Regions from separate parts of the Homo sapiens genome. Here region 2 is linked to region 1. The links are chromatin loops, found by intact Hi-C in ENCODE. Cell type or tissue: MCF 10A. All regions are shown on one strand. Links, peaks and the distances in the headings refer to the core of each region. The heading gives the core; the rest is flanking DNA. Region 1 has its middle 77 kb from the start of GADL1. Region 2 has its middle 30 kb from the start of MIR466.

Evidence for each region. A loop is a pair of places that touch in the nucleus more often than their neighbours do. Peaks named below come from ENCODE experiments on the same cell type or tissue, not always from the same donor. Only the 100,000 strongest peaks of a DNase experiment are listed, where the experiment ranks them.
Region 2: it touches region 1 in a loop (21-fold over the local background); 9 of 110 quality-filtered maps call a loop at or near these places.

What each region holds. Positions count from the first base shown.
Region 1 is chr3:30,964,156-30,979,902 of GRCh38, reverse strand. No RefSeq gene overlaps it. Among named protein-coding and RNA genes, the nearest start is that of GADL1, 77 kb to the right of the region's middle. In MCF 10A, for the core only: a CTCF peak has its summit at 9,513 (motif pointing left); a DNase peak (open chromatin) is centred at 9,522.
Region 2 is chr3:31,124,363-31,140,109 of GRCh38, reverse strand. No RefSeq gene overlaps it. Among named protein-coding and RNA genes, the nearest start is that of MIR466, 30 kb to the left of the region's middle. RefSeq lists an enhancer at 14,047-14,548. In MCF 10A, for the core only: a CTCF peak has its summit at 7,772 (motif pointing right); a DNase peak (open chromatin) is centred at 7,759.

The DNA.
Region 1 (15,747 bases), core at 5,047-13,046:
GTGGTGGCATAATCATAGCTCACTGCAACTTCTACCTCCAGGGCTCAAGTGATCCTCCCACCTCAGCCTCACAAGTAGCAGGAATTACAGGCACATGCTACCACACTTGGCTAAATTTTTTATTTTTTGCAGAGGCAAGATCTCACTATATTGTTCAGGCTGGTCTTGAACTCTTAGGCTCAAGTGATCCTCCTGCCTCAGCCTCCCAAAGTGCTAGGATTACAGGCATATGCCACCACACCTGGCTTGTATTTTCGATAATTTAAAAATGCACATCTTTCATTTATATTTTGGAACAGTCCTTCTCAAATTGTCTTTTTGTAGGACCACTTTTTGATTTTTAAACCATTTTGAACTTATATTTTTATAAATACAATAAAAATTACTTAAAAAAGTGCAATGACAAAAACAATCTCTATTTTTTAATTATTAGATTTAACAAACATACAACTACTGTGTCAAATTGCTATAGAAGTTTCAAAATATTTACTCTCGACTATCGCTTTGTGAATCACTAGCAAAAATGTTTGTAGACCAGGATTGGTTCACTAACATACGATAGCACTGGTGTACAGGACTCAAGGGCTTCCTGTAAAAGGCAGGGATCTGAAATTTCTTCTAGTGCCTTAATTTTTGGAGTGGATGCTTTATTTAAATGAGCGATTACAGCAAAGCGGCAATATAAAATGATTTGTAAATGAAAGCAAAATTTCTAAGTTCTGAGGATCAATTCAATTCAAATCATATGTCTTGGCCTATGTACAAGGCAATATGACAGCCCTATAAATAATAAAATATGATGGAAGACTTTCTTTGCCCTCATGAAGATTAAAGTCAAATAAGACATTGTTTTTTAAACTTTTTTTGACAGAAGTTCAGTGTTAAAAAATACATTTTATAACATAATCCACCATGCAGGTATATATATATTTGAAATAAGAATATTATTAAAGATTTACCATTATATGCAGTTAACTTGATATTTTCTATCTAGTCTATTTGTATTCATATTTTATTTATATTCCATTTCTAGTCTATTCTCTTTCATATTTTAAAAATTATAGTTGTTATATTAGTCTGTTCTCACACTGCTATAAAGACATACCTGAGACTGGGTAATTTATAAAGAAAAGAGGTTTAATTGGCTCATTGTTCCACAGGCTGTGTGGGATGCATGGGTGGGGAGGCCTCAGGAAACTCCTAATCATGGTAGAAGGTGAAGGGGAAGCCATCACATCCTACATGGCTGGAGTAGGTTGAAGAGAGCGAGCAAAGGGGCAGGTGCTGCCCACTTTTCAAAAAACCAGATCTCGTGAGAACTCTATCACGAGATAGCACTAAGGGGATGGTACTAAACCATCAGAAACCATCCGCATGGTCCAATCACCTCCTACCAGGCCCCACCTCTAACACTGGGAATTATAATTCAACATGAGATTTGGGTGGGGACACAGATCCAAGCCATATCAGTTGTGAAACACTAACTGATTTCATGACCCATTAATAGGTTGCTACCCACTGTTTGAAAACTCTGAAATAGTGGGCAAGTGACAAGTACAAAGATAGTTCTAGTTCAAGGAAGAATGTGTTATCAACAATAAGTTAAAAAAAACCTACAAATTATCAAACGGGGTAGATACAGTATTTGACTGGGGAATTAGCAGAAGCATGAGAGATCAAGAAAGTCATGATGGGCCTTGAAGGAAAAGGAATTCTTGAAGAAAGAGTCATGTGTTCTATATAGCAGGGTAGGATGGACTTTTGTTTACATAGGGGAAAAGAAAAAGGCAAAAGTGTGGCCAGGTGCAGTGGCTCATGCCTGCAATCCCAGCACTTTGGGATGCTGAGGCAGGCAGAACCTGTGAACTCAGGAGTTCAAGACCAGCCTGGACAACATGGGGAAACCCCACCTCTACTAAAAATACAAAAAATTAGCTGGCCATGGTGGTACACGCCTGTGATCCTGGCTACTTGGGAGGCTGAGGTGGGAGGATTGCTTGAGCCTGGGATGTGGTTGCAGTGAGCCAAGATCATGCCACTGCACTCTAGCCTGGGTGACACAGCAAACAAAGAAAAAAAAACCCCAAAAAAACAAACAAAAAACAAACAAAACAAAACCCCACAACAGGTGAAAGTGTAAAACAGGAATTGAAAGACTATGCTTGGGAGAACAGTGAAAAATGAACTAAAAACTTAGATACTTCAGAACCCAGGATACCTAGGATGGCCAATAAATGTATAAGGCACTCAATTTCATTAGTTATTAAGAAAATGCAAATTAAAGCTATAATGGGATAAAGTTACATGCCAACCAAACTGGCTAAAATGGGATTCAGACATATCCCATTTGTCTGAAAATATCAAAATGTGGTGAAGATATGAAGCAACTAGAGCTCTCATATTGACAGTAATTCGATACAACCACTTTGGAAACAATTTGAGAGTATCTATTAGAGTTGAATATACAAAAGTATACATACTTTATATTTCCATTTACATAAAATACTAAAAACTAATTTATGCAATGATATTGGATTCATAATATTGGTTCCCTTTGGGGAGAGGCGTTAGCGACAGGAGGTGAGCATGACAGAGGCTTTGGGGATGGTAGCCAACTTCTTTTTCTTGATCTGCATTCTGGTTTTATAGGTATATTTAGTTTTAAAAAATTTATTGAGCTACATTTATATGTACTTATGTGCACTTATATGTATATACTTATAGTTAATAAAATAGCTTAAAAAGTGAACATCTAAAATAATTAAGATAGTTTTAAAGAAAAACAAGGTACCCTATCAGACATCAACACTTACAAAGCTGTAGCAAATAAGACAGTGTGGTAGTGATGTGCAGATGGGTAACAGATCAGAATAGAGTCCCCAAACAGACCAATACATATACAGAAATATCACCAGTGATAGAGACACTTACCAAAACATCACAATCAGCAGAAGGAAAAGGGATGGGCTATTTAATAAATGATGTTGGGAGAACTGGTTTTCTATTAGGAAAAAACTTTGTTCCTTGCCTCACATTTATAAATCAATCTCTGATGAGTTTAAAACTAAATAGAAAAAGAAAAACTGTCCAATAGATAGAAGAAAATAGAATATCTTTATGGCTTTGGAAGTTAGGAAAAATTCTTAAGCAAAGTTCTAAAATGCAAACATCAAGGGGGGATATGGTTGAATTATAGCATATTAAAATTAAGATATTCTGTATACTAAAAACAACATGGAAAGAGAAACACAGACTGGGATAAAATACTTGCAAAGGATATAATAGGCAAAAGATCAATGTATAGAATTTTAAAAGTATTCATACAAAGCAACAAGAAAAAACACAAATAAGTGAACAAGATATACACAGAAGAACAAGACCAGATACATAAAGAAACATAGAAGAGATCTTCAACCTGAAGGTATCAGATAAAAACAAATTTAAAGTATAATTTCATACTCTTTAAATTGCTGACATAAAAAGTATGAAAATTCAGACTTTTGGTGAGAATATATAGAAATAAAACTGGCATATGCTCCTGCTGGGTATGGAAACAGGTTTGTCTACCTTGAAGAGCAATTTGGCAACATCTAATAATTTTGAGCAATTTTACTCTAGTTTTCTAGTCTAGCCATGCTTTTCAAAATGTGGTCCATGGACTGGCAGCATCTGCATCACCTGGGAGCTTGTTAGACCAAAAGGGTATCAGGCCTTCATCCCATCCTACTGATTTTATATTTTAACAAGATCCCTAGGTGGGTCACAGGCACATTAAAGGTTGAGAAGCACTGATCTAGAAGATTTTTTATACAAGCATGCAGGGAACATGTATACGATTCTTCACTGAAACATTGGCTGATTTAGAAAAAAAAATGGTTGACAACTTAAGTGTCCATTACCATGTGTATTAGTCAGGGTTTTCCAGAGAGAGAGAACCAATAGGATATAGACACAGGTATATGAGAGGGAATTTATTAGGGGAATTGGCTTACAGGATTATGGAGGCTGAGAAGTCCTATGATAGGCCCAGTGTAAGCAGGAGAACCAGGGAAGCCCACAGCTTGCCCCAGTCCAAGACTGAAGGCCCCAGAACCAGGGAGCTGGTGGTGTAATTCTCAGTTTGAAGCTAATGGCCTGGAAACCCAGTGGGGGGCTGCTGGTGCAAGTACTGGAGTCCAAAAGCCAGGGAACCTGGAGTACTGATGTCCAAGGGCAGGAGAAGAAGGGCATCCCAGCTTCAGAAGAGAGAGAGTGCAAATTCACCTACTTACCCTATCCAGGTCCTCAGCAGATCAGATGGAGCCCACCCTCATTGAGAGAAGATCTGCTTTACTCAGTCCACTAATTGAAATGCCAGCCTCTTCCAAAAACATTCTCACAGATTTACCCATAAATAATGCTTTACTTGCTATCTGCATATCCCTTAACCCACTCAAGTTGACAACTAAAATTAATAATCACATCATGAAAATAGAGAATTAATTGTGCCTTATTTCTTCAATGAAATACTATATAGCAGGGTTTGGTTGCTACACGTCCTGTGGGCCAAATCAGGCCCACCCCAGTTTTTACAAGTTTTACTGGAATACAGCCCCATTCACGCATTTATACGTTACCTGTGGCTGCTGTTCTACACCATAACCAGAGAGTCAAGTAGATGCAATAGAGACCGTGTGGCCTGCAAAGCCTACAGTACTGGTCCTTTACTGTTCAGCCCTCTGCAGAAAAAGTATGCTGACTCCTGCCATACAGAACTAAAGCTATGTCAACCAGGATGAATATATCACCAACATTTGATGTTAAGAAAAAAGATTAATATTTACATTATAATACCTTTTCATATGGAGTAGCAGCAGAAACATACAAATGTAATAACAAAACATCACTATATTGTTTATATAGGCATGTAGTACGTGTACTAAAGGTATAATGCTTCTATATAGTAAAAGGATAAAACATATGCTGGTAGGTTGCACACTAAATTCACCAGAGAAAGGAGAATGAGAATGAGGAGAACTTAAGGGACTTAGGAACTTAAGGAAACCTCCTCAAAATAAAATACCTGGCTGTAATACTGCTAGTGTAAGTATTACTTTCCTACATTTGAAGTATCTTGTATTTAAACATTAAGATAAAAGTTAACTTGGCTTATTCAAACCTGTTTGATTTTCCTACCCTCATTTTCATCATCTGTTTTCTTTTCTTAACCCAGATATTCAGATTTTAATTTCTATTGTAATGCTAGCTTAGTGATATAGATGTAAAATCCAAGCTGGTAATAAATAGCACTTTTACTATGTGCCTGGCAATTTTTGTTTATATACTCATTTAGCCCTCCTACAAGGCTGTGAGTGTCCCCTGTTTTACAAATCAGGAAACTAAGGCTCAGTGATTTACTGAGGCATAGGTAAGCTGGTAACTTGCCGGAGCCCTGTTCCAACTGCTCTACAATTACAGAAACTACATAGGAAAACCAATAGGCTGGTTTAGGGTATTCCAGCAAGTGCAAGCAAAGTTCACTGCATTCAGTGTTCATACTGCCTGGTCTTTATTACTATCACCTTAAAAATAAAAATCAAAGGCAATATATGTTTTCTTCTAAAATCCATGATGATATCATTTGGACTTAAAGTCTAATGCAAGAGCTTAGATTTTGGGCAAAGTCAGCAGACTAGGGACGTAGGTCAGGTTTATGGTTTGTTTTAGCATGAATTCTTGGCAGTGTAGCACTGCTGTTCTCAAAACTGAGAGGGTCCATAGGGTGAAATTTATCTGTTTGACTTAATAAACTAATGTCAGACGTGCCTCCTTCCTGTTTGCCTTCTGCCATGATTGTAAGTTTTCTGAGGCCTCCCAGCCATGCTTCCTGCAGAAACGTGAGCCAATTAAATCTCTTTTCTTTATAAATTGAAAAAGATATTTAGCCAACAAATGTGTGTTGGGAGCTGAGTGAGTGCCATCAGTAACCTGTTCTAGGCTTTGGCGTGTGGTAATGAACAAGGCAGAGATCCCTGTCCACTTGGGGCTGGTATTCTAAATGCACATGGAGAAAGAATACACATGGCAAATTAATACAGATAATGAGCACTATGAAAAAAAAGAATATGAGAAATGGAATCTAGATACTGGATTACGGGAGTAGTTGAGGTATTAAACAGGGGACGGAGGGAGCCCTCACTTCTCAGGTGAGATATGGGCAAAGGCGTAAGGAGGTGAGAAAGTGAGCTAAGGGGACGATGGGAGGAAAGGGCATTTCAGGCAGGGCTGCAAGAGCAAGTGCCCCGAAGCAGAAATGCTTGCCTGTTCCAGGAACTGCTGGGAGGCCCGTGTGGATTCAGCTGAGTGAGTGGGGGGATAGTGGTAGCAGAGCGGATCCCACAGGCCTTGAAGACCACTAGGAAGACTCTGGACACTGCTACAGGGCATATGCAAAACCACTGGAGACTTTTAAGCAGAGGAAGAACATAATCTGAGTCATATTTTAAAAGCTTCATCCTGGCTGCTTTGCTGAGGGTAGACTACAGGGAGTAGAGATAGCACAGGAGGATACTGCAATAATCCAGGCAAGAGAGGAGATGACGGTTGGTTCCATGATAGCAGTAGTGAATGCAGTGAGGGAGTCATCAGATTATGTGTATGTAGGTGGAACCAAAAGGCTTTTCTAGAAAATTGGATGTAGATACGAGAAAATGAGAAGAATCAACCTAAACTGTTGAACTATGGAGGGATAGTGTAACTGGAAAGATGCAGCTGCCATCAACTGAGATGGGTAGTGTGTGCATGGTGTCAATATAGTAAGAATTCAGTTTTAGACATTTTGAAATTGTATCTACTAGACTTCAAAGTGGAGATAATTTTATATATGAATTTGGAGTTCAGTTTAGGCTAGAAGTCTGAGCTAGAAATGCAAATTTGGGACTTACATTTAAATATTTTCTCTCATTCCTCATTGTCATTACTCTCATTGTTATTCTACTTAATAATAGAAGCAGAGAGGAGAGGAGATCTTGTTTTCTTTGACCCTATCTTCCTAAAACTGGCAGCCTGTTTTGAATAGTAGCTATTTTGACAAGATCTGCTTTGCTCTAAGAAAAAAAAAAACAAAACTGTCTGAATATTGGATCATGGAAAGGAAAATTAGAATTATTGGGTGGTCACAGTTTATGTGACAGACGCACTACTGGAAACATCTGATAATTCAAAACTCTTGTCATTCAAGACTCACCCTGGCCAAGAATGACAAGTGTTTTTGTTACTAGCTGAAGTGGTGGCTCCATATAGCAATAGTATAAACACAGTTAACAAACTCACTTTGTCTCCATCCTTTGAAAACTGTGTTTCCTTTTATCTTATATGAAATAATTGGCATTTTTTCAGGTTCACACATTAATTGAAATCTTAATCATTTTTTCCAAGTTAAAATCTGTATCAAATGAACTTATCTCATAAGCATTCATCTGAAGACATTAAGAGATTTGGCCCACCTTGTACTAAAGTAGTAAACAACGCTTGCTGTTCTCTGACATCTATTTTCCTCTTTTCTTTCAAAGTATTAGAAATCCTGATTTTTAGTTGGACATTTGGATGTTCAAAGTAAAGATAATATTTCCCAGATTGCTTTGAAGCTAGGCCAAAGGTTTTGGCCAATAGGATATGAGTGGAAATGATGTGTGCAACTTTCAGATTGGGCTCTTCTTTCTCCCTTCCTCTATCCTATTGCCTGGATTGTAACCCTGACAGTCAACTATTCTGATCTGTTCAGAGAAGAAAACTATCATGGATATGGTGATGCAAGAAAATAGCGGGAGCCCGGGTCCCAAAATGAGCCCTGCAGCAGAGCTGCCACAACAGTCCATCATTGCCTGTCTCCAGTCTTATGTAAAAGAGCAATCGCTTCAATGGTTTTATTTAAACCACTATTGTTTGGAGTCTCTAGAACATGCAACCTACATTCTAATTAATAAAAGTAGGTGAAATATTCACTTCTCCAAAGTGTAAAGAAATGCAAAGGGCATTTTCCTGGGGTGCATGGTTAGCAAAAACAAAAGCATAGACTTTGGTTTGGCATCAGATGACCTGAATTTGAATTCCAGCTTCTCCATCTATCAGCTGTAGGGCCTTTACCAAGTTATTCAAATTCTTTGATACTCAATACTTTTTTTTATTAAACAATATAAAACAAAACAGGTAGAATAGCTAACACATAAACTTCTGTGGAATTAAATGAGGTAATGAATATAAAGTCCCTGCAACCAAGTGTGCACACAATAATTATTGTCTTTCTCCCCAGCTCTTTCTTGATACATTCGACCGTCTACTCTAGCTCTCTACTTAGAGCTTTGGTGGATATTTCAAAATCAACATGTCGAAACTGAGCTTCCCTGTCCCCATGAATTTGCTGCACCCATAATTTTCATCTCGCTTTACAGAAGCTTCATAATCTATTTGCTCAAGTCAAAAATCCTTGAGTCATCTCTTTCTCATGACCTACCTCAATCTGTGAGAAAATCCTGTTGGTTCTATCTTGAAAATGGATCCACACTTTTACCTCCTCAGAACGTCTTTTGCTACCACCCTGGTTTGAGCCAACCAGCTTACTAAGAATTTCACAGATACAGTCCTGGTAGCATGGGCTATGCAGATGTTTACCAATTCAATATTAAGAAATTTATTACATTATAAATGGTTTTAGGTAAACTGTTCTTATTAGAGAGATATATGCGGGCATCTGAGAATTATGCACCATAGTTTTGCCTTATAATTTAATATATAGCACTTTGCAAATGCTCTGTTTTACCGAAATACGGGTGGACACTAAGTGGGATGGATTTTTACTGCACTCTTGACACACCCTGCACACTTTGTAAATTAATTAGTCTGTTTTCAGTTTTGTTTTTAAGAATTAATTGTTTGCAGCTGTCTGCAGCAGCACTTATCTCCCTTCTGGAGGCTTCATTTTGATGCTTTTAAAAATGAAACTGGCTGGGAAGAGGGAAGATTCTATATTCTGCCATTTATCCAACCTAAAGAGATTTCCTAAAGAATCAAAGTGAGGCAATTTTTTGTGATCAGAAATGGAACTTTAGTTATCTCTCTTTCATTAATTTATTTTTTCTCCAGAAAGAAGAGCAATGTTGGGGAGGTCGTGTCACCTCTGGAGCCTCAGCCATTGATCAAGTGAATTTAAACAATTTTTAAATAAATCACCAAGGTTCTGTTTACTTTCTTTGGCAAGAGTCAGATCCTAGTGCATCTCATTAGGAATATTCTACATAATTCATCTAACACATCCAGCAGTTTCAGCCATCGCTTTCAAGTTTTGTTAATTTTTGGCTTTTCCTAGTCATTGATCAGTTGTTTTCTCATTTAATTTCCCACCAGGAAAGAAAAATGTTTTCGTATTATTGATGAAGTTAATTTCTAGGATGGCACTTTCTCAGAACATCAGCACACGTAATTATTCAGAAGAGTGAAAGATGGCAGAAGAGCTGTGTTGAAGTAGGCCCTCAGGTGCCCTCTGCAGGGACAAAAGTTGTGTGGCAAAAAGGATACCAACCATCTCCTGGGAGAGAAGAGTTTTAACTGCCCTTCCCTGAAATTGTTTTGTACACAACTCCAAATAATCCTTGGTTTCCTCTTAGAAATGCCCTTAAAATAAAAGAACAGAATGACTCACAATCTGGCAGTATCAAAAGAGAAGCAGCCCTGGAGTCAAATAGATCTGCGTGCATGTCTAGGTTTTGGGCAAGGTTATTTCATCTCTCTGAGCCTTAATGTTCTAATCTTTAATTTATATCAATGACAAATAATTCAGTGTTACTTTCAGTATTATGTATAGTGATATGTATAAAGTAGCAAAAGTATACTAGGTTTTCAGCAAACATTAATGACCTACTCCATAGATACCAGTATTTTTAGGTAAAAACACTATATTCTAGAAATATTGCAGGAGTGAACCTCCAGAATTGTTTACGTTGGGAGATATATCATACTATAAAAGTATATTAATCATATATGTATAGTTTAAAGAAGAGTGGCAAAATGAATGAATACATCATGTACTGGCTTCTTTCACTCAACATCACATTTTTTGAGATTGATCCATATCGTTTGTATCAGTGGTTCACCAATGGCGTGCTTCTTGACATATTTCAGATGTTTACACTGAACTAGCTTTGTAATTCATGGAGCTTATTAACTGTACTCCTTACTGCCTTATCACATTTGTCTCTGTTACAAAATACTTTTTCTATTTGAAAAGATGAGGGAAGGGTTTAAGGGATGCCCTCATTGCCTGTTCCTTTCTCTACTCCTTCTACACAACGTTTATTCCTTATGGTCAACTGTTCTATGAAGATTTCATAACATTAAATTTTGACAATGTTCTTTTCAGTCTTGATTTTCTCAGACAGAAAGTCTTTGAGACAGAGTCTCCATCTGTTGCCCAGGCTGGAGTGCAGTGGTTCGACCTCAGCTCACTGCAACCTCAGCCTCCTGGGTTCAAGCAATCCTCCCACCTCTGCCTGAGTAGCTGGGACTACAAGCATGCACCACCCACACCTGGCTAATTTTTGTGTTTTTAGTAGAGATGGAGTTTTGCCAAGTTGGCTGGGCTCATCTTGAACACCTGACCTCAGGTAATCTGCCCACCTTAGCCTCCCCAAATGTTGGGATTACAGGTGTGAGCCACCGTGCCTGACCCCAGACAGAAAGTCTTATCTCATAACTAGCTCTGCTTTAGGGTAATGGGAAGAGCAGCTTGTTGGCAAAAGTGGTTCCCTTATCACGCAGCCGTTTCAATCCTGGATTAACATGAACCTCTTCTTGGGTATTTTTCTGCTTCAATAAAGCTTTTCTGAAATGCATGTGGAGTCTGAGTACAAGAATGTAGAGGCTGTATTTAAACAGTAGGTTGACACTTTCTTATTATTTTCCTTCTTTTTTTCTTCCAAATCTTTTTTTTTTTTTTTTTTTTTTTTGAGATGGAGTCTTGCTCTGTCGCCTAGGCTGGAGTGCAGTGGTGCAATCTCGGCTCACTGCAACCTCCACCTCCCGGGTTCAAGCGATTCCCCTGCCTCAGCCTCCCGAGTAGTTGGGATTACAGGCAGGTGCCACTGCGCCTGGCTAATTTTTGTATTTTTAGTAGAGATGAGGTTTCCCCATATTGGTCAGGCTGGTCTCGAACTCCTGACCACATGATCCCCCTACTTCAGCCTCCCAAAGTGTTGAGATTACAGGCATGAGCCACCACGCCTGGCCTTTTCCCCCCAATCTTTTGAAATGCTGGCTAGAAGCTGTCTTCGATAAAGGGGCAAATAAAACTATTTTGTTTTATTTGCTTCTGCATACATGCCTAATTTTTTTCTTTTATCATAATAATAGGTGTCATAGTTCTAAAAGTCAAATGGCACTACTACAATGTTTATCAGGAAAAACACCAATGGGAATGTACAGCACCTATCTCCTTTCAGGAGTCCCACTCCCTAGGGGAAACTGTTCTGAATTTTTGTAGCTCTTTTTCCTCATATTTACCTCCATTTCTAAGCATGCTTATTGTTAAAGTTATTATATATTCCCTAAACTCCCCTCTCCCATCTTCCTAATATGGTTACATCACAATTTCTGGTTAAATTAACCTTTTACATATTGTTATAGCTTTGCAAATGTTGTTCATAGTGTAGCCATGAATTATCCTGCATTATATAGCCTTTCTCATACAAATTTTTAGGTTTTTCATTAAAGAAAATAGCTGCTATAATTTTATTAATTGCAAAGTATTCTATGGATCTAAACTTTCTTTGCTAGAAACTTAAAGGCTCTCTCAGGATAATTTTATTCATCAATTCTAACATCTTGGCTTAATTCCATCTATTCTGGAACACTCTATCCTCCTCTGACAATCTTGACTGGTTGCTCTAGATCTGCTGCACACCTGACATCCAGAGACTTCCCTCTGTCCTTATCCTGAGAATTTTTTACTCTTCCAGTGTTGGATCTTGTGTTTCCCAGCCCTCCCATCTTCTTCTTTCTTGGTTTATTCCATCACTTTAATGGTCAACGTCTTTCAGTAGTTTTCTGGGAAAGAGTGCATGGTAGGTAAATATTTTGGTCACTTTATGTCTGAAAATGATTATTCCATCCTATTCGATTGCTAGTATGGCTGAGTAGGGAATTCTAGGCTGAATATTGTTTTTCTTCACATTTTGTAAGATAATTTTGAATTATATCTTTCAGTATTGCTTTGGGAATACTTCTTTTCATTCTGGAAATTTTATTTTGTCTCTCTGGTGTTCTGATATTTCATGATAATATATCTTGTGTGAATTTTTCTCCCTTATTTTATTGAACATTCAATGTGCACTTTCAAATGGAAACACATATACTTCAGAAAAAGCTTTTAATTATTTCTTTTACTCCTCTAATTTTCCTGACATCTTTTTCTTAAGCACTTATTATTAAAATATTTGGATTTCTGGATTTTCTAGTTTTCTATTCTTTTCTCCTTAATCTTCTTGCTTTCACTTTTCTGTGAGATTTCTTCAACTGTATATTTTAGTCCACAATCCCCCTCTTTTGTGACTACTGTATTTTCTTTTTTATTTCAAGGAGCTCTGTGGTTTTTTATTGTTCTTTTCTTTTAAATAGAAATCTGTTCTTTATTCATGGGTAAATATCTTCTTTCTGAAAATATCATATTTTGGAGTTTTCTGCTTCTAGTACATCAATCTTATTTTTTTCAAGTTACTTTATTCAGCCTGTGTGTGTGTGTGTGTGTGCGCGCGCGTGCGCGTGTGTGTGTGTATGCAGGTTGTTTACCAAAAGTTCATTCTTTCCTTCATCTATAAAACAATATTATTCAGGAGAGATATTTATCCTGTTGAAAGTCTATATTTTCCAACCTCCCTTGTAGCTAGATATATTCATATGAGCATGTTCTGGCCAACGAAGTGTTTTGTAGGGCTTCTGGGGAACCTGCTTAAAGGGAGTTGACACAAATAAAGGCTAGCCCTTTTACCCTTCTGCCCTTTTTCCTTCCTTACTGCTTGGAATTGGACATGGTATCTGGAGCTCTAGTCATTCCTCTTATATTTAAGGCATTGTTATTTCTGGTCAATGATTACATGCAGCCAACCCAGTCTCAGTCTTTGATGTTAAAAACTTTTCACAAACATCAGGTGATCCTTGGAGATGTAATCATATTTTATAAAGTACTAAAAAGCTGATTATAATCTATGCATATATGGGTTGGTCAAACCATTGTGTTTCAATGAAGCTGAATCAGGCATGACATTTGCAATAGGGAAATCTGTGGGTCTTTCTCCAGGGTTAATCTATTTCTACAGGAAATATTTCCAATCACCTGCCTAGTACTTACAGACTTGTAGGCTAGCATGCTGTAAACGGGTAGAGAAGGATGGGGATATGCCTGTTAATTATGTAGCTATTTCCTTAGCTCTCTGTTTTCAATATGGTGCCTCGCCATACAGGAACTGGACCTACCCTCATTGAATTTATTTAGAGAAAAATATTCTGTCTCTGTCTCTGGTAGGAGGAGGCCATTTGGTAGCTGAGGGTTCAGGAGAGAGGATCTCCTGATATAAGCTTTTTACCAGTTCTTCTGCTGTCTGCCCTACCCTTCATCTGGCAGCTCTGCTTTCGGGGGTTTTTGGGCTCCACAATCTGAATATGCTTTCACATTACCGGCACGCTTTATTTTTTTGCCAAGTTACTTAACACTCATTTATCATTTTCCACCTTTCTCTAATATTGTCTTCCCCATTTTTTGTCTTCATGGGCTGACTTTTTAATCATTTATAAATCAACGGGCTATAGAGACACTTTTGAAGTTGTTTCATGTAAAGGATCATTTTCCTGAAACATTTTATCAGACTCTCATCAATATTGAGTATCACCTGCCACTTTTTAGCCCTCGATTTCATGGGATCTTTCTATAGCTTCCTTATACTTGTTATTTATTACTCAGAAAACCTTAGTGTTATCCTCAGATGTGAAAATTTTCCTGTGTTCTGCTTCTTTCTTGGATAATGTCAAATAAGACAGGGACTTGAGAACTTAATGGCTAACACTCTTCAATCCAGAAAAGATCCCATTTTCTCTGCTTAAGACGTATTCCCATTTTTAAGCCCTAGCATCTGTACTGAGATCCTTGTCTCCATGTGCTCCTTTTCCAGTTTTTCTGGTCTCTTCTTCTCTTCTAGCTCATCACCACTTCCTTGTGCTCACGTACAAGGATTCCCCAGGATGAAATGCAAACCCATTGCCTATTTTTACCACCTATCACTGAAGTAGGTAGGTTTTATGAGGCTTCTCTAAGCTTATCTACCTTGATAACTCCCTCAGCCACTGTGAATCTATAGTATATAGTGCCACATTAGATGTTTGAGTTCCAAAAGAAAGTTGTAGTATTGGGCTTAAACAAAGGAAAGAGAAAAAGAACCCACAAATAAATCCTACTTAGGCTTTTTCCTCATCTTTCTTTTGTTAGACTCAGCTAGCCCCTCTTAAGGTCTCTTGTATCTGAATTCTAGCCACCTCCCAACAGATCTTTGCTCCTTCTGTCTGTCATCTTATTTTCTTGTGGTCTATTCTATTTTAGTAGCACTATTCCCTAGCATACGTTTTATAGTATAAAAGCTATGTTCTTAGTCTTCCAGGGTGCTACTTCTTGGAAACCATAAATTCTTTCCTGTCTCAACAAACTTGACTCTTGCAGAGAGAAAGAATGGTTTTGCTACTGTATATATACATATGCATTCAGCACATCAACTGATCTTTTTTCTTGGCTGTGTGTTTTCTCATCTGTAAGGGCAATACATATAGAGAACCATCCTCATGAACAATGGGAGAAGGTAATGCGTAAAGGAAGCTTGAGAGGCTATATCAGTTAACTGTGATACAAATCCCAGCACCATACAGCAATAATCACTTATTTAATTCACAAATATAAGGGCTGGCTGTGAGTCAGCCAATCTAGGTTGTGGTTGGCTGTGAGTGGCTCTGCTCTAGGTGTTTCTGTTTCTTTTCTTGGAATCAGGTGGCTAATACATGTTCTCACAGCTGTGGCAGAAGACTAAGAGAGCAAGCCCAAACATGCAAGCATTTTTCAAGATGTTGCTTACAGCATGTCTGCTAAACTCCCATTGGCCAAAGCATGTCAGATGGCCAAGTGCAGAATCAAAGCACCTGAAGTACAATCTATCTACTGAAAAGATGGAGGAAGAAGTGATTATTTTAAATCTACTTGTGTACAGAAGAACAACTTTCTAAAATCTCAAAATATCCCATTCAGTAACTTGCCTTAGTTGAAACAGAAGGGAAAATACAGAGTTTGAATTTAAGTCTGAATACTTTCAGAACCTGTGCTGCCTCCATCATGCCATTGGATGGCAACTCATTTTCAAATTTTAGAAGCAAAATCATGTTTAAAAAAAAGACAGTTTAATAGACCTCAGAAAAAAACAGTCTTCTCTGAAATCCCTAAACTCATTACTAGTGGCTTAATTGCTAAGAAAATTAAACAGTGACAAGAAGAAAAAAAAAGTTTATCTTCTTCTATCTCTTACCACAATACAAAACAATCAGCAAAGATAACATTTCCTAAATTTTTGTTTAATTATCTAGAAGTTTGATGGGAAAGAATGTTTCATAATTTATAAGCCAATTCTTGTTTAGCCAGATTAGGTCTTTAATTCTTGCATACTATAGCAACTATAAAATACAATTACA
Region 2 (15,747 bases), core at 4,242-12,241, 160 kb before region 1:
CTCTAGAAGAGTTTGTGTATTTTGGAACCATTTATTTGAAAATTTGATAGAACCTGACTGAAAAATGACTTCCCTGTGTACAGATTTTTAATTATTGGTTCTATTTTCTCATACAATTTAGGTTATATTTCTTCTTGAATCAGTACTGTTATATTTTTCTAGTAAGTGTCCATTTTATCTGTTGTCAAATTCATTGTAATACAAATTGTTTATAATGTTATTTTATTCCTTTTTACATCTGTGTGGAATCTGTTCATATGCCCTTCTTTTCATTCCTAATATTATTTATTTTTCTCTCCCTTCTTCTTCCCATCCCTCTACCCCTGGCTAATGATTACTAGGCTTTTGTCTGTCTCAATAGACTTTTCAAAGAACCAGCTTTGGCTTTTTGATCCTGTTCTCTGATCTGCTCTTATTTTATGTTCTTCTTCTTCGTTTTTTTTTTTTTTTTTTTTTTTTTACTTTTTGGGTTCATTTTGTTTTCCTCTAAATTCTTAAATTGGATGTCTAAAAAATTAACCTCCAGCTTTTTTCCCCCAATACAAGCATTTAGAGCTATAAATTTCTTTCCAGATATCAATTTTGCCTCAATGTACAAGTTTTGATAGATTTAATTTTAATTTAAATTTACATATAAATATTTTTAAACTTCCATTATAATTTTGTAATCCTCTTTATTTTTATCTTTAGTTTTTGTTTTATTAACTTATCTGCTCTTTTCTTTATCCTCCTCTTCCTTTATTTTGATTTATCCTGGTGTTCTCTTTCTAAATTTTTAGCTCAATAAATTTCAGTCTCTATTGCTGTTATACCTATTCAAGGCTGTATATTCTTCCTGAAATATCACTTTTGCAGTTTTTCACAAATTCATCCCCGTAGTTCCTCATATTCCAAATTTTCACTGTATGAATTTGTGCTACGTGAATGGAAAGAGCAACTAATTTTTTTTCTTTTTAGATAGATCTGGAGACTCTCACATTTTCTCATCTGCAAAATGGGGTTTTTGTCTGTTAAGGCTCTTTCAATTCCATAAGACAAGAAACTCAGTTCCAATCTATTTAATAGAAAGGGAGGCTGGGCACACTTCGTGCCTCCCTTGTTTCAGGAGTCATGCCTGTAATTCCAGAACTTTGGGAGGCCAAGGTGGGAGGATTGAGGCCAGGAGTTCAAGACCAGCCTGGGCAACATAGGCAGACCATGACTTTACAAAAATTAAAAAAAAAAAAAAAAAGCCAAGTGTGGTGGCACATGCCTATAGTCCTAGCTACTCAGCTACTCAGGAGGCTGAGGTGGGAGGATAACTTGAGCACAGGAGTTCAAAGCTGCAATGAGCTATGATTATACCACTGCACACCAGCCTGAGCAACAGAGTGAGACCCTACCTAAAAGAAAAAAAAAAAAGTGGGGACGGTGGGAATGTAGTGACTCATGTAACTTAAGAGGTCAGGGATATGTATAATTTAAGAGTATCTTTCGGATTGGCTAAAACAAGGTGAACAAAGTCTCCAGTCTCTATTTTTTGTTTTTCCATTTCTTTTCTGTGATTCCTTTGTGTTGTCTGGAATCTCAGGCTTCCCATAGGAAGATTGTCATAGTAGCTTCCATCTAGAGACAAAGCAGCCAACTTGCAACACCATGGTGTCAAACATGAAGATGAAAACCACAAAATAAGAACATCCCAACAGAAAGAAGCATAGGTTCCTGATTGTATCATGATGCTGCCTCATACTTATGCTTCTATAAGTATAGAAGCATACTCTATGCTCACTTTTTAAGAGTTATTACATGTAAGATTTTGTTTCTTCTTGCCAAATGCAGTCCTAACTGAAAGCATTTGAAAAGCTCATAATGCAGAGACTCGCCCAAACCAAATGCTCAATGAATCATAGCAATTACCACTTCAACGCTCCCTAGGAGTGCTATTTTCTTAGAGGGTATAAACCTTACTATGCAGCTTACCAAACCACACTATGTGGTCGCTATCTATCAATATTTTATTTTTTGGACTTCCATAAGGTCAAATCCCTCTTCTGAAATCAGATTCCTGCCTAGGAGAGGAAAACAAGGATTTGGGAATTTAAAAGATGCGTGTGACTTAGATTTTCTCCCCAAAGAAAAGATTGTGTCCCATGGAGCAATGTTTGAGCAGGTATGAATGGGTCTGGGGAAAGCTGATGAGTAATTCCATTTTACTGGCCTCTAGGTCATTTCAATTGTGTTCCATAAGGCACAGAGAAGACAGCCAAAGGAAAATTCAGGGTTGCCACAGCTTATGTAGTTTCCATGTCTAATCAATGAGTCTGCAGCTCATATGAATGAGAAATTTTAAATTGATTACACAGCAGTAAATGAGTACTTTACTGTCTTTTCTGTGTGAAAAATGGCTATGTTCATCCCGTCAAGTGGAATAAGATGATTACATGCACTATTGTTTTATAATAGTTATCCCATCAATAAAACATGATTTCACGTCTTTCAAGGGGAGCTAAAGTGCTAATATTTATTTTGAAATAAAAAGGAAACATTTATAAAAGCTTCCTATTTAAAGTCCTCTAAACCATTTAAATAATAAGAATAGTATTTCTAAATTTACCTTTTGGTAAAGTTATAGCTAACATAAAGCTGAAAAGATAAATAATAGTTTAGTTAAAAGGAGCAGAAAAAATATTGAATCAGAAACTCCTTCCCTCTCCCTATTCACACTGTGATAGATTGCGAAAAGGGTTTTGTTCTTTAACCGCCTTCCAGCATTCATGCCCTTTTCAAGGTGACATTATCATCTCTTCCATCAACAGTGAGGTCTAGAGACTGCCTGTGGCAATTTTAAAGTACAGTCCCCAGATTCTTTGACACTCCTTTATTGAGAGATGGGTTTATGTTTCCTCTACTTGAATCTGGGTACTTACTGCTTGACAAAAGGAATGTAGTATAAGTGGCGCTGTACCAGTGTCTGGGCCAAGCCCTAAGAAACTTAACTGTTATTTCCTGTCTCTTGTGATGCTTGCTCTTAGGACCCGGCCATTATCCCCCTGGAGAGTATCACAGGAGAGAAATTTGCCAGCCAGATGATGGAGCCATCTTGGAGGTAGATCTTTCAGCCCTAGTTCAGCTTCCCAGCTGATATCTACTAGAGCAGAGATGAACTTCTGTACCAAGCTCTGCAAAGAGCAGATTTGTGAGCAAAACAAAGGATTGTTGTTTTGAACTACTATGTTTTGAGGTGGTTTGCATAGAAATTGATAGCTGGAATACTGCCCTTGAATATGAGCTATCTGTGTGTTTTACTCTAGCCAATAGAATGGAGGAAGTGATGTTGTGCCAGTTCAGAGCCCATATGTATACTCAAAAGGCCTTGAGAGCTTCTGTTCTCTCTTGGTACCCTACCTTTGGAGACTGTTGGAAGATGAGAGACACGTGGCCAGCTGCTCAGTGACCCAGCCAACAGCCAGCCTATCTGTAGAAATATAAGACCATTCTAGACAAATCAGCCTTCCACCAAATGACCAGAGATGCATGAGCAAGTTAGTCAAGAGCCACAAAGCCTGGCCCAGACTAGAACATCTTGAATGTTTCTCTCACTACAATCATTTTGGCCTTTATCATTAATAGGATGTTGTTGTGGATGGGCAACAGATCACACCAGCAAGTCCCTCTTTCTCCATTTTTACAACAAGTTAAGGCTAAACTCCAACCATGATGCATGTCTGTTAGGAAGTAAGTATTAGCATTGAGACACTAATAGATGACAGATAGATGACAGAATAAGAAACAAGAATGTTTTGGGGTGACAAAGTGTGGTAATAATTCAAAATCATTATTAATACAAAATTGAATTTTAAAAATGGAATATATGAACAATGGAAAGCAATATAGCACTGAAAATGAGTTAACTAAAACCACATGTTATCAATGGGAGAATCTCAAGAATATAATGGTTAGTGAAAATACAACTTGGGCGGCAGAATGAAGTATTTTCCTTTTAGGTATCTAAAGTTTTGCAACAGTTGGCCATGTAATTAGACACAGATATTTGGGTGGGCTACATGGAAAAGGGTATTGATTATCGTTTATTGGAAGTAAAAAAATGGATTTAATCAGTTTTATAAGAGCTGTCAAAAGACAAAATTACAACCACTCCCCCCAAATTAGTTTAAAGATCTAATTGGCTTTTGTTTGTGATTCTAGAATCAGGCAACACGTTATTTAATAAAATAGAATAGTATTCTGCGGGGCATGAGAGAACAGTTGGTTTTTGTAAGGTGGGAACAAGGAAACAGAACAATTTTTTAAAAAGCAGGTTGGTTAACACTGGTTTACTACAGGTTACTTTTCTTGGAAGGGTTAAAGCACAGGGAACTTATGCTGACTCAGGTAGACTTGATTGCTGTGAATCTCTTGTTTTCAGGAAACATTGGTCTGTTTGGACATTTGCTTGCTTTCTTAAAGTTTCAGTCTGATGATGTGGCATTTAGCATTAGTGACCCCATTTCAGTCTGGTCTGGTCTGCTGGGGCCTTAGTGCAGAAGCTCGGTCCAAAACAATGACCTCTCTTAATTTTGTTTAATAGAGCATTTTCAAAGTTTGGTCAAGTTTATATAAAAAATAACATTTAAGCCTAATAAGCTATCTATTACAATCAATAAGCTACTGGCATTTTAACAGACAATAATTCTTGACAACTATGGAGTATATATAAACATATCAATGAATTAGACTTTAGCTTTCATTTAGTTTTATGAAAGAGAAAAGGGAATCATACATTGCTCAGAATTGGGTTGCATAAGATTTTCATAAATGTTACTTAGTATATTCGGAATATACTTGTCCTCTAATTCCATGGACTCGGTTTCTGCTAGTAGGGCATTGTTTACTTCTACCTTAATCAATGCTTTTGGGAACTGGAGCACAATAGGGCAAAAGTGCATAATTATTCTGACACATCCTGAGATTTGCATTACAGAGGCTGCCACAAGGCTTAAAGCTTGATTAATGCTTAGTGGTGAATTTCTTCTGAAATTATGATTTTCACTCTGCCAAATAGCTCTGCAGATTTTCAAGATCTGTGATTACACCAACTGAGGGTCTTTCACTCTGGGAAATGAGTCCTATCCCCACTTGCCTTCTCCCACATCTGGTCTGTGACTATATGCCAGTGCTCTGAAAACTGATCAACAGTGTTCTTTCTTCCTTTACAGTTTTGTTTTTGCGGTGGATTAGATTATATTACTCCCTCCCTGTTAGAGGTGTATACGTCCATACTTTAACATGTGACTTTGCAGTGCTTCTTGCTGTAGGAGGGGTATACCTCCCTTGTCCCCTGACCTGGGGCTTAGATAGGTAACTTACTTTGGCCAGTGGAATACTAGCAAGCATGACATAGCTGAGGTTTGCTTGTGTGGCTGAGCTTGTTCTCTTGCTTGTCATCACCACGAGAAGAATTTGTCCCTAGTAGTCTCTGGACCAGAGGTAGAGCAGATTTGAACCCAACCCACACCTAAAGCAGAACCACCAAACTGACTTGCATACATTTGAGTAAGAAAAATAAATGCTGAAGGTAAGATTTGGGGGTTGTTAAATAGCAAAAACTGACGAATATAAGTTTCAAGTTGGGTCACTCGGAGCTATGTAATTCCGAATAGACCATGATCTGAGAAAGTTTGGTAAATCTCTTCAACAAATAACTATGGCACAGCAATTTTACAACATTAAAATAAATTGAAGACACCTTGTAGACCTAATAAGTATCCAGTTTCCTCTGTTAACACAGCTTTTAATACAGGTAAAATATAGACATGAATTTCTTCTTAGATGCTCACAGGCATTCTGTTTCTTTTCTGTTGTCGATGTGTAATTTTCAAAGAGTTAAAAGCATAATTGCCATGCAAATGTAGAACGTCTACTTGTCAGCAATTTAGTCAACCTATTAATGAGAGAACAAGTGAGATAGTAAAACTGGTTCCAAGAATATATGAGGAACAGTTATTTCTAGACACTAGCAAAAAAAAATGTTAAAATAAGATTGCTAGGCTATATAGAAAACTGGTTAATGTTCTATGGGGCAATAAACATTAACTTTTAAGGTTCTCTTTTCTAGTGGAAGATGGAAGTAAATGACAACAAGCAAAATGAGAAGAAACAAAGGCTACTGTTCACAGTTTGCTGAGCAAGGGAGTCAGCCACTATTACTTGTATTTTGGAAGAGACTCAAAGGCAGGCAGAGGAAAAATCTTATTTATAGTGGTAAAAAGGGAAGGCTTTGGGGGTACTCTGATTGAAGGCTGCTGTCATGGGGGAGCTGAAGGCAGGCTAACTAGAAATGGTGCATCCCATGTGATTGGTTGGGATGCATATTTGGCTTTCTCTGGCTAGTACTAAGTTGAAAACAGAAACAGAAATTAAAGAAACTGTCAGTTATTAATCTAGTCCTACCCATTTTGGGCCAATTGTTACAGGGGCTATTTTTTGGCTTCCTGGATGGTTACTAGAGATGGTGGTCTGATTTCCTGTAAATCAGGCTGGCTATAAGTCAGAAGTAGGCTGGCTTCCTATAGATTATGGGTTGGTTTCCGGGGATGATTTTTGCAGGCTATGGATCAGAGGTCTATTTTTATATATGGTCTGGCAACTTTCTATTTGTATATTCAATCTTTCAGTACAAAATTCTACAAATTAACATATGTGTAGTAAGTCAAAAACAGATACATTCTCCTAGAAAATTAAACAATCCTTTGTGTAGGCCTATTCAGCAAAATTCTAGTATGGCATTGAGAAAACACCCTACTTTCCCTTTACCTTATTTCCAAGTTTTTGATAATGTTTTACCACTGTATATTAGAGAAGGATAAATATAGAGGTTGTTAGAAATTCATACAATTCTGGAGAACATAGACACTAGATAAGAACTGGACAGAAGCACTGTAATTATTTCAGAATACATTTAATCCAGGAGGAAAAGGCAGTATTAGAAAGATCTATGTTGGGCAGAGTTTGAACAGCATTCTTCAATCTGCTTTACCAAGCATAAAACTTGTATTTTTAAATCTTTGTCTAATTTACTTCTTTAATTTATTTCTCAGTTGGTTCACACTTCAAGAATTGAAGAGACAGATGTTGTCTCTTTTTCTCCTCACATCTTAACACTAATTACTTCCTACAAGGTATCATTCAATAAACCAGAAAAGTAAGATCAATATCACAGATGCTCTTGACCAATGATACAAGGGAAACTGGACACATAAACCTTATCTTTTGCCCTTCTCTCCCCCATCAGAGTAGCACATGAGACAACTGTACTCAGCTTTGTAAATTATTAGCCAAATTTCTTAAAATTCTTAAATTCCTTACTGGCAGGTGGCTACAATCTACTGACGCATGTGTGTTTGAGAAATAGACATTTTTCTTTTCCAAAAATGTATAAAATAAAAATCCTTCCATGCCATCTTTTGGGTGTTTCTGGCATTATGTTATTTGTCTTTACATATATAGTTGTTAATTTTGGTAGGTGTCTAATTATGGACCACTATTTCATAAGACAATGGGACAGTATTGTTAATGGGAAACATCTTCAAAATATAATATTAACTTTAAATACAAATTTAATTAACTGGTCTCAACCATGAGGAAAAAGTCTATATTTATAATTCAAATTTTATTTAAACTCTACCTTCTCAAGTACCGTTGTTATGCAGCTTACTCATTTCTACAGTGCAATTTATAACAAAAATATCAATCACCTGGTTATCCACTAGATGTCAGTCCATCCTCACACTGAGGTAACAGGTAGACTATTCATCTGGTGACAAAAAAAAAAATCTGAGAAGTCATATACTTGCCTCCCTCCCAGTGGCATGAGGGACACCACAAGCAGGCCAACTTTCCATTCTTTTTTGTGTAATATAGGCTCAGATTGCCTTTATCATTGGCTAACTGACATTGGCAAACTGTGGTCTCAATAATCTCTTGCTTCCCTCTCATTAAACATGGCAGGCTCCAACTGAATTTGAAGGGAGTAATCAATGCTTTGTTTGGCTGTGTTAAATTCATGACGCAGAATGGAACTGAATGCCAGGATCATACGATACAAAAATAAATGTGTCTCTCAATCATGTGGTTCATTTTTAATGACCCCCAGAATGGAACATTACACACCCATTGACTGTAACCATACTGCCTGGCATGACTTTAGCTGCCAGCATCCTCAACAGCATCCTCCCAACAAAGGCTCAGGGTATATTTAGGATGCACAAAATTTATAGTATAATAGTTCATATGCTCTTAACTTCATATGAGCAAGTATTTTAATCAGGATGATCCTGGTGCAGGCTCAGAGGCATTTATGTAGTTGATAATTATGGTTTCAGAAGCTCTTTGCAGGGAACAGTTTACATTGGCAGTCTCTAAATCATATCTAGTTGAGTTAAAGCTACATTTGCCAAAGTGTCCTCTGACAGACACTGGTCCTGTAGGATGTGAATAGATTATAATAAAAGGATTCATAGAGGAGAATTCCATGGAATACTCTGGAAGAAACAGAATCAAACATGTTTCTCTGATGCAGGACTTCCCAGCACTTTTAATAGTGTCATGTGCAAATATCCAAGAAGAGGCTGTAATATGTGGGTTTTCTTTTTGATTTTAGAATAATTATTTTACAGAATATTTTGCCAAAGAAGTTAATTTTGAAAAAAGCAAAAGAGACTTCTGGACTACAAAGAGATACTTAGTCTCATGTTGCCCTTCCACCCTTTCTTACTGTTTTTCTTTCTCTTTCCTTCTGCATCATATATTGAACATATTTTATGTGTCAGGCACTATGCTGGAATAAAGTAATTTAGGTGTCATGCTGCAAAGAACAAAGGGTATTACTAGGGCATACTTTTTCTAGTAATACATAGAAATCCTTGTATCTAGGTACATTTTACATTTGGAAAGTTTCAAGGTCTGCAGCCCACCTAAAATAGGCACTGGCTATTGCCGTTGGACCCATGTTGTATCAGGGAAGGAAGTAGTTCTCTATGCAGTCAAAGGAATTCTTTCAGCTGGATTTGAAATCTTTTAGTGAGGACTTGACAAGAAAAGTGTTTAACCAACAGGAATTTAATGGGAAAAGTTTGGAGTTGTCGGCAGGACAGAGGCAAGTTTTGGAACAGAATTAAGTGATCCAAAGAGCCTGCCTTAAAAAACTACATAAGGGAGAGTATTAGAGGGAAGAAAAGGGTAAAAATGCACACACAGAGCAAAAATGAAGGCATGCCATGGGAATATGCCATGTCCAGTGGAAAGCAGGGCCCTGTGGCTGAAAGGAATATTCTTGGTTTGATACTTCTCTATTGTGAGCAGTACCAAGACACTTTGTAAAGTGCACATCGAGACCTCAATGAGGCAAATTCAGGCTGCTAAATATAGATGCGACAATGCCAAAGGCTGGGCCTCATTTCCCTTGGGAAAGGCATGTGTGGTGGGTACCATCTGCTCTCAAATCTATCAATTTGCCCTAAAGTCGTTGTCCTGGAGATTGAGAATGCCTTCATTCCCATCCATGCTTGATCATCTCTTTTAACAGATTTCTAGCATTTTCTAATAAAAATGCAGAGAAGGCTAGAGGAGAGAGTGTGTGGAGAAGTGAAGTAACATTATTTCTGTTGAGAGAAAATTTAGAAAATGGTTAGGTTATGAGAATGAGCTGCATCAAGTAGAAAAATGAAGATGTGTCCTGAATCTTCAGCTAGAAGCACTGGGCTCTGATAAATACATTTAAGACTTTAACAATCATTCATATGTAGGTTTCACTTCACCAGCTTGAAATACAATATAAAATTACTCTTTAAAAAACTTTTCTTGGGCTGGGTGCAGTGGCTCATGCCTGTAATCCAAGCACTTTGGGAGGCCAAGGCAAGTGGATCACCTGAGGTCAGGAGTTTGAGACCAATCCAGCTAACATGGCAAAACCCCATCTCTACTAAAAATACAAAAAATTAGCCAGGCATGGTGGTGTGTGCCTGTAATCCCAGCCACTCAGGAGGCTGAGGCAGGAGAATCACTTGAACCAGGGTGGCAGAAGTTGTAGTGAGCTGAGATTGCACCACTGCACTCCAGCCTGGGTGACAGAACGAGACTCCATCTCAAAAACAAACAAACAAACAAAAAAACGAAACTTTTCTTGAAATTATGATATGCAGGTATACCTCATTATATTACACTTTGCTTTATTGAGCTTCTCAGATATTGCACTTTTTACAAATTGAAGGTTTGTGGCAATTCTGCATCAAGAAAGTCAGTTTTTCCAACAGCATGTGCTCACTTCATGTTTCTGTGTCGCATTTTGGTAATTTTTATGTTACCAAAATATTTCAAGAATCATCATTATATTTGTTATGATGATCTGTGACCAGTGGTCTTTGATGTTACTATGTAATTGTTGTGGGGTGCTGTGAACCATGCCCATATAAGACAGTGAACTTAATTGATAAATATCATATGTGTTCTGAATGCTCCACTTACTGGCCATTCTCCTGTTTCTCTCCCTCTCCTCAGGCCTCCTTATTTCATGAGACACAAAAATACTGAAATTAGGACAATTAATAACCCTACAAGAGCCTCTAAATCTTCAGGTAAAAGGAAGAGTTGCATATCTTTCACTTTCAATCGAAAGCTAGAAATGATTAAGCTTAAAGAAGCGATGTTGAAAGCCAAGACTGGCCAGAATCTAGGCCTCTTGCACCACACAGTTAGCTAAGTTGAGAATGCAAAGGAAAAGCTCTTGAGGGAAATTAAAAGTGCTTCTCCAGTAAACACATGAATAAGAAAGTAAAATAGCCTTATTGCTTGTATGGAGAAAGTTTTAGTGGTCTGGATAGATCAAACCAGCACATTCCCTTAAACCAAGGCCTAATCGAAAACAAGACTTTAACGCCATTTATGAAGGCAAAGAGGTGAGAAAGCTGCAGGAGAAAAGTTGGAAGCTAGCAGAGGTTAGTTCATTACGTTTAAGGAAAGAAGCCATTTCCATAACATAAAAGGGCAAGATGAAGCAGCATGTGCTGATGTAGAAGCTGTAGCAAGTTACTGAGAAGACCTATCTAAGTTCATTGATGAAGATGGCTGCACTAAGCAACAGATTTTCACTGCAGCCTTCTATGGGAAGCAGATGCTATCGGTTCTTTCATACCTAGAGAGAAGTCAATTCCTGGCTTCAGAGCTTCAAAGGATGGGCTGATTCTCTTGTTAGGGGCTAATGCAACTGATGACTTTAAGTTGCAGCCAATGTTCATTTGCCATTCTGAAAATCCTAGAGCCCTTAGAAATTATGCTAAATCTACTCTGCCTGTGCTCTATAAATGGAACAACAAAGCCTGGATGAGAGCACATCTGTTTACAGCATGGTTTACTGAATATTTGAAACCCACCATTGAGACCCATTGCTAAGAAAAAAAAATAATCCTTTCAAAATATTACTGCTCATTGACATTGCACCTGGTCACCCAAGGGCTCTGATAGAGATGTACAAGGGGATTAGTGTTGTTTTCATGCCTGCTAACACAACATCTATTCTGCAGCCTATAGATCAAGAAATAATTTTGACTTAAGTTTTATTATGTAAGAATTATATTTTGTAAAACTATAGCTTCCATAAAGAGTGATTACTCTGATAGATCTGGACAAAGTAAATTGAAAATCTAACGGAAAGGATTTACCATTCTAGATGCCGGTAAGTACATTTGTGATCTATGAGAGAAGGTCAAAATGTCAACATTAAAAGGAGTTTGGAAAAAGTTTATTCCAAGCCTTGTGAATGACTTTGAGTGGTTCAAGACTTCAGCAGAGCCTGACTAACATGGTGAAACTCCGTCTCTGCTAAAAAATACAAAAATTAGCCAGACATGATGGCGGGCACCTGTAATACCAGCTGCTCAGGAGGCTGAGGCAGGAGAATCGCTTGAACCTGGGAGGTGGATGTTGCAGTGAACCATTGCACTCCAGCCTGGGCAACAGAGCAAGACTCTGTCTCAAAAAAAAAAAAAAAAAAAAAGAAAAGAAAAGAAAAAGAAAAAAGAAAACCAAATAAGCATGACGTTTCCCTGAAGCAGGCCATAAAAGAATTCTCTGACCTACCTCCCCTGAAAATAAGTCATAAGACCCTCATCCCAAAGGGATCCTGCCTGATACCTAGAGGCCAAGAAAACTTTGAACAAGCAGGTCTTGCTGAGTTTTCCCCAGTATGTTACCATTGAATCACACCCTTTTGTCCTCCTCCTCACGCTTCTGTACCACAGTTCATAAAAACACAGTTTTCCCTGAGTCTTTGGGTCTTCATTTGTGAAGGTTCCCATGTAATACAAAACCTTTAAAACAAATTTGTTATGCTTTTCTTTTGTTAATCTGTCTTTTCTTATGGGGGTCTAACCCATAAAGCTTGTGATGAGTGAGGAAGAAAAGATTACCTTTACTCCCCTACATATACAACTCAAAACTTAAGAGAAATGGGGTCTTGACCTTGCAGCTATTTCTTCCAGAATGTTCCTTGAGTTCTTTATCAATTAATGGATTCAAATAAACACATCATGTGATGTACCTCCTAACTCCACTGCCGCTAGCTCTAAGCTCTCGGCCCTGGTAAAGCTAAAACATTTTCCAACAGAACAAGATACCTACTTTCCATTTGTATAATTAAATGGAAAAAAGACTATTTTTTTCCAAGGTGACCTAATATTGAATGATAAAAAGAAAGTTGCAAAAGGATATATACAACATGATACCATTTATGTAAAATTTAAAATCTTACCAAATATTAGTATGTATTATTGACAAAAGTTAAAAATAGACCTGAAAATAAAATGTACCGGTCTCAGGACAGTGGTGACCCTTGAATAGAAGTGATTGTAACAAGGCTTGAGGAAGTGAGTAGAGGCCCTAACTGCGTTTGTGACATATTCTTTTCAGAGTAATTCAAAGCAAATATAGTAAAATGTTAACATCTCTTAAATCCTGGCAATGGGTTCCCAGGTGGTTGTTATATTATTTTCTGAACTTCAGTTTATGTTTGAAAGATTTCATAATTTTAAATTTTAAAAAGTTTTTCTCATATACACTTCTTAAATGTTAAGTCGAAAATGTTAAGTTGAAAAAGTAAGAACCAAAACTGGTTATGTATTATAATCTCAACCATGTGCCAAAAAAATGAACAGAAAGGGGATTGAAAAACAAGTAAATCAAAATGTTAATAGTCATTTCCAGTTTGGGGCAATAGTGGGAGATTGTGTGTGTGTGTTAGAGACAGCATGTATGTTCTTTATATGTCCCCTTATTTTCTTAATGAGTGAAGGGATCTGGAATATACCACTATGGGATAAAATTATTTTGAGCTCAAGACATTTGAGAATCAACATATGCAGAAGGAGGCTTTGCCTGACACCCCCACCCCCACCTTGCCCTTATCTGCCTGAAAAAGCAGAGCCTTTCAAAAGAATTCAACTGCCATAGATTCTCCTTCAAAAGAGGCTTTCCTACATGGGGTAGGGGAAGAATTGATTCCTATTATTTGTGGGGGGTGAGGGGGTGGGATTGATTCCTATCACCAGATAAATCACATGAACTAACATTACCATAAAACTGTCATACTTCCCATCTGTTCTCCTAAGGGCCAATTTATCTGTGCCGAGTCATTCATTTTTCCATAAGTGCCTTTTCTCTCCCTCCCATTCTCCTATTAAGATGGTATATAAGCCCCAAATTATAACTGCTTCTTTGAGCCATATTTTCTGTAAGCTCCTGAATAAATGTATGTGAATAAACCTAGTCTATTTTTTCCTGTTAATCTTTTGTCAGTTTAATTTGCACTCCTCCAAGTGCTGAACTGAAGTGGGTAGAGAAAAAACTTTTCCTCCCTAACATTACCTACCTAATTTTTACGTGATTATTTAAATTGCATAAATGAGGAGTGCAGGAAGAGTGAAATGTGTTAAAAAAAAAAAAAAAAAGTCTAGCCCAGAGTTAGCAGATACTTGCCAAGGCAAGGATTGTATATGTACAAGTTCCCCACAGTCCCTTAGCACTACGGGAAGTGGTAGTTTATTTCTCTCTCCTTCTACCTTGTTCAAAGGCGAGGCACTTGCTCCTGCATCCTCAAACTGTAGGTTTTAGCAATTTCCTTGCATGAAAACTGGGTTTTATCTCTGGGAGTTCCACGCTGCTGTGGTGCTAAGAAGGGGTTGAAAAGAAGCTCAGCAGGCCCTACTAAGAAACTTAATTTAACAGTTTTCAACTTCTGGCAGGAGCTGGTTAATCTTGTTTAAAGAAGGCCTGGACTTCTAATTTGAGCCTTTTATCATTTGCATCAAGAATGTGCTTCCTAAATTGCCATAAGACATTTGTCTGAAATGGAAGTCAGGTTAAGAACAAGACCAACAAGGAGAAAATAGGCTACTTAGTGAAAAGAGACATTACTGAGGATAAAGGACACCTGGAGGTAAATCCGCAGCAAGTAGCAGCTCTTAATCAACCATCCCATATCATGTGCAAATGCCCTACCCTTCCTTACCTCACTGCTACTGCAACCGTCACATTTTAGGAGCTCTCCACAAACCTCTCTGCTTTCTGGAACCATCCTTCCACCTACCAGAGAAATTATTCCTATACCTTATCCCCTAGCAATGCTTCTCAAACCTTAATGTGCATATAGATCACCTGGTAATCTTGTTAAACTGCAGATTCTAATGTAGCAGGTCTGCAATGGGGGCTTGAGATGCTGCATTGCTAATTTGCTCCCAGGTAATGCCAAGGCTTCTTGTCCATAGACCACACCTGGAGTAGCTGAGCACTTATAGGACCTTCTTGATTTTTTAAAATAGTACTTATGGCATGAACTGGGTTTATTTCTAGAGAAGAAGGCACAAAAGAGGAAAAAGAATGTCTACTGAGCACCTATCATATACCAAGCACTTGAAGCTCATTTGATGCTATTTTTTTTACCTCAATGTAATCACTTAAGCGCGGTCCTCCACATGGAATAGCCCTGTATTCCACCCCCACATTTCTGTGTCACTGAATACTGAATCACCTTTTAAGACTCCATCCAGGTATCCTATATTCAATAGATCTTTTCCTGAAAGGAAAAAAACATAACCCAATTCATCCTGTACCCTGAGTCTCTAGCAATATCTGACATTCATTAATAGTGTTGACATTGTGGGGGAGGAGAGAGCTTTTCTTCTTTCTTCTTAGGTTAAGCGTCTGAGGACTGTGAATTGAACTGTTAAATGATAGATTAACAGGAGACAGAGCATACAAACTTTAATTTTACATACATGAGGCCTCTACATAAAGGAAATGAAAACCCAAAGAAGCTGACTCAGTGCTTATATACCATTTTAACAAAGAGTGATAAATTGTGAAGTGACTAGACAAAGAAAAGCAGAGGTTGAGCTCTAGGGGCAGCACATTGTGGGAAAGTTAATAACAGGGGAAATGAATGGAAGACAGGATAATTTAGTAAGATTTCTTAGTGAAGATTCATGTTGGTGCTAACTTTTCCATCTGGTTTGTGGCCAAACCACCCCCAACCCCAGCCCGACAAGATTAATGGCAATCCTCATTTCTCAGAAGTTTCTGCTTTTAGTCAGATAAGGAAAGCCCTGAAAATGTTTCTTTCTGCATCTGTTGATTTTCAGTTGCCTTCAGCTCAAAACAATTCATACACCACAGTGGCATATTTTGGAGTGGCATATTCTGATCTCTTTCAGCATTCAATAA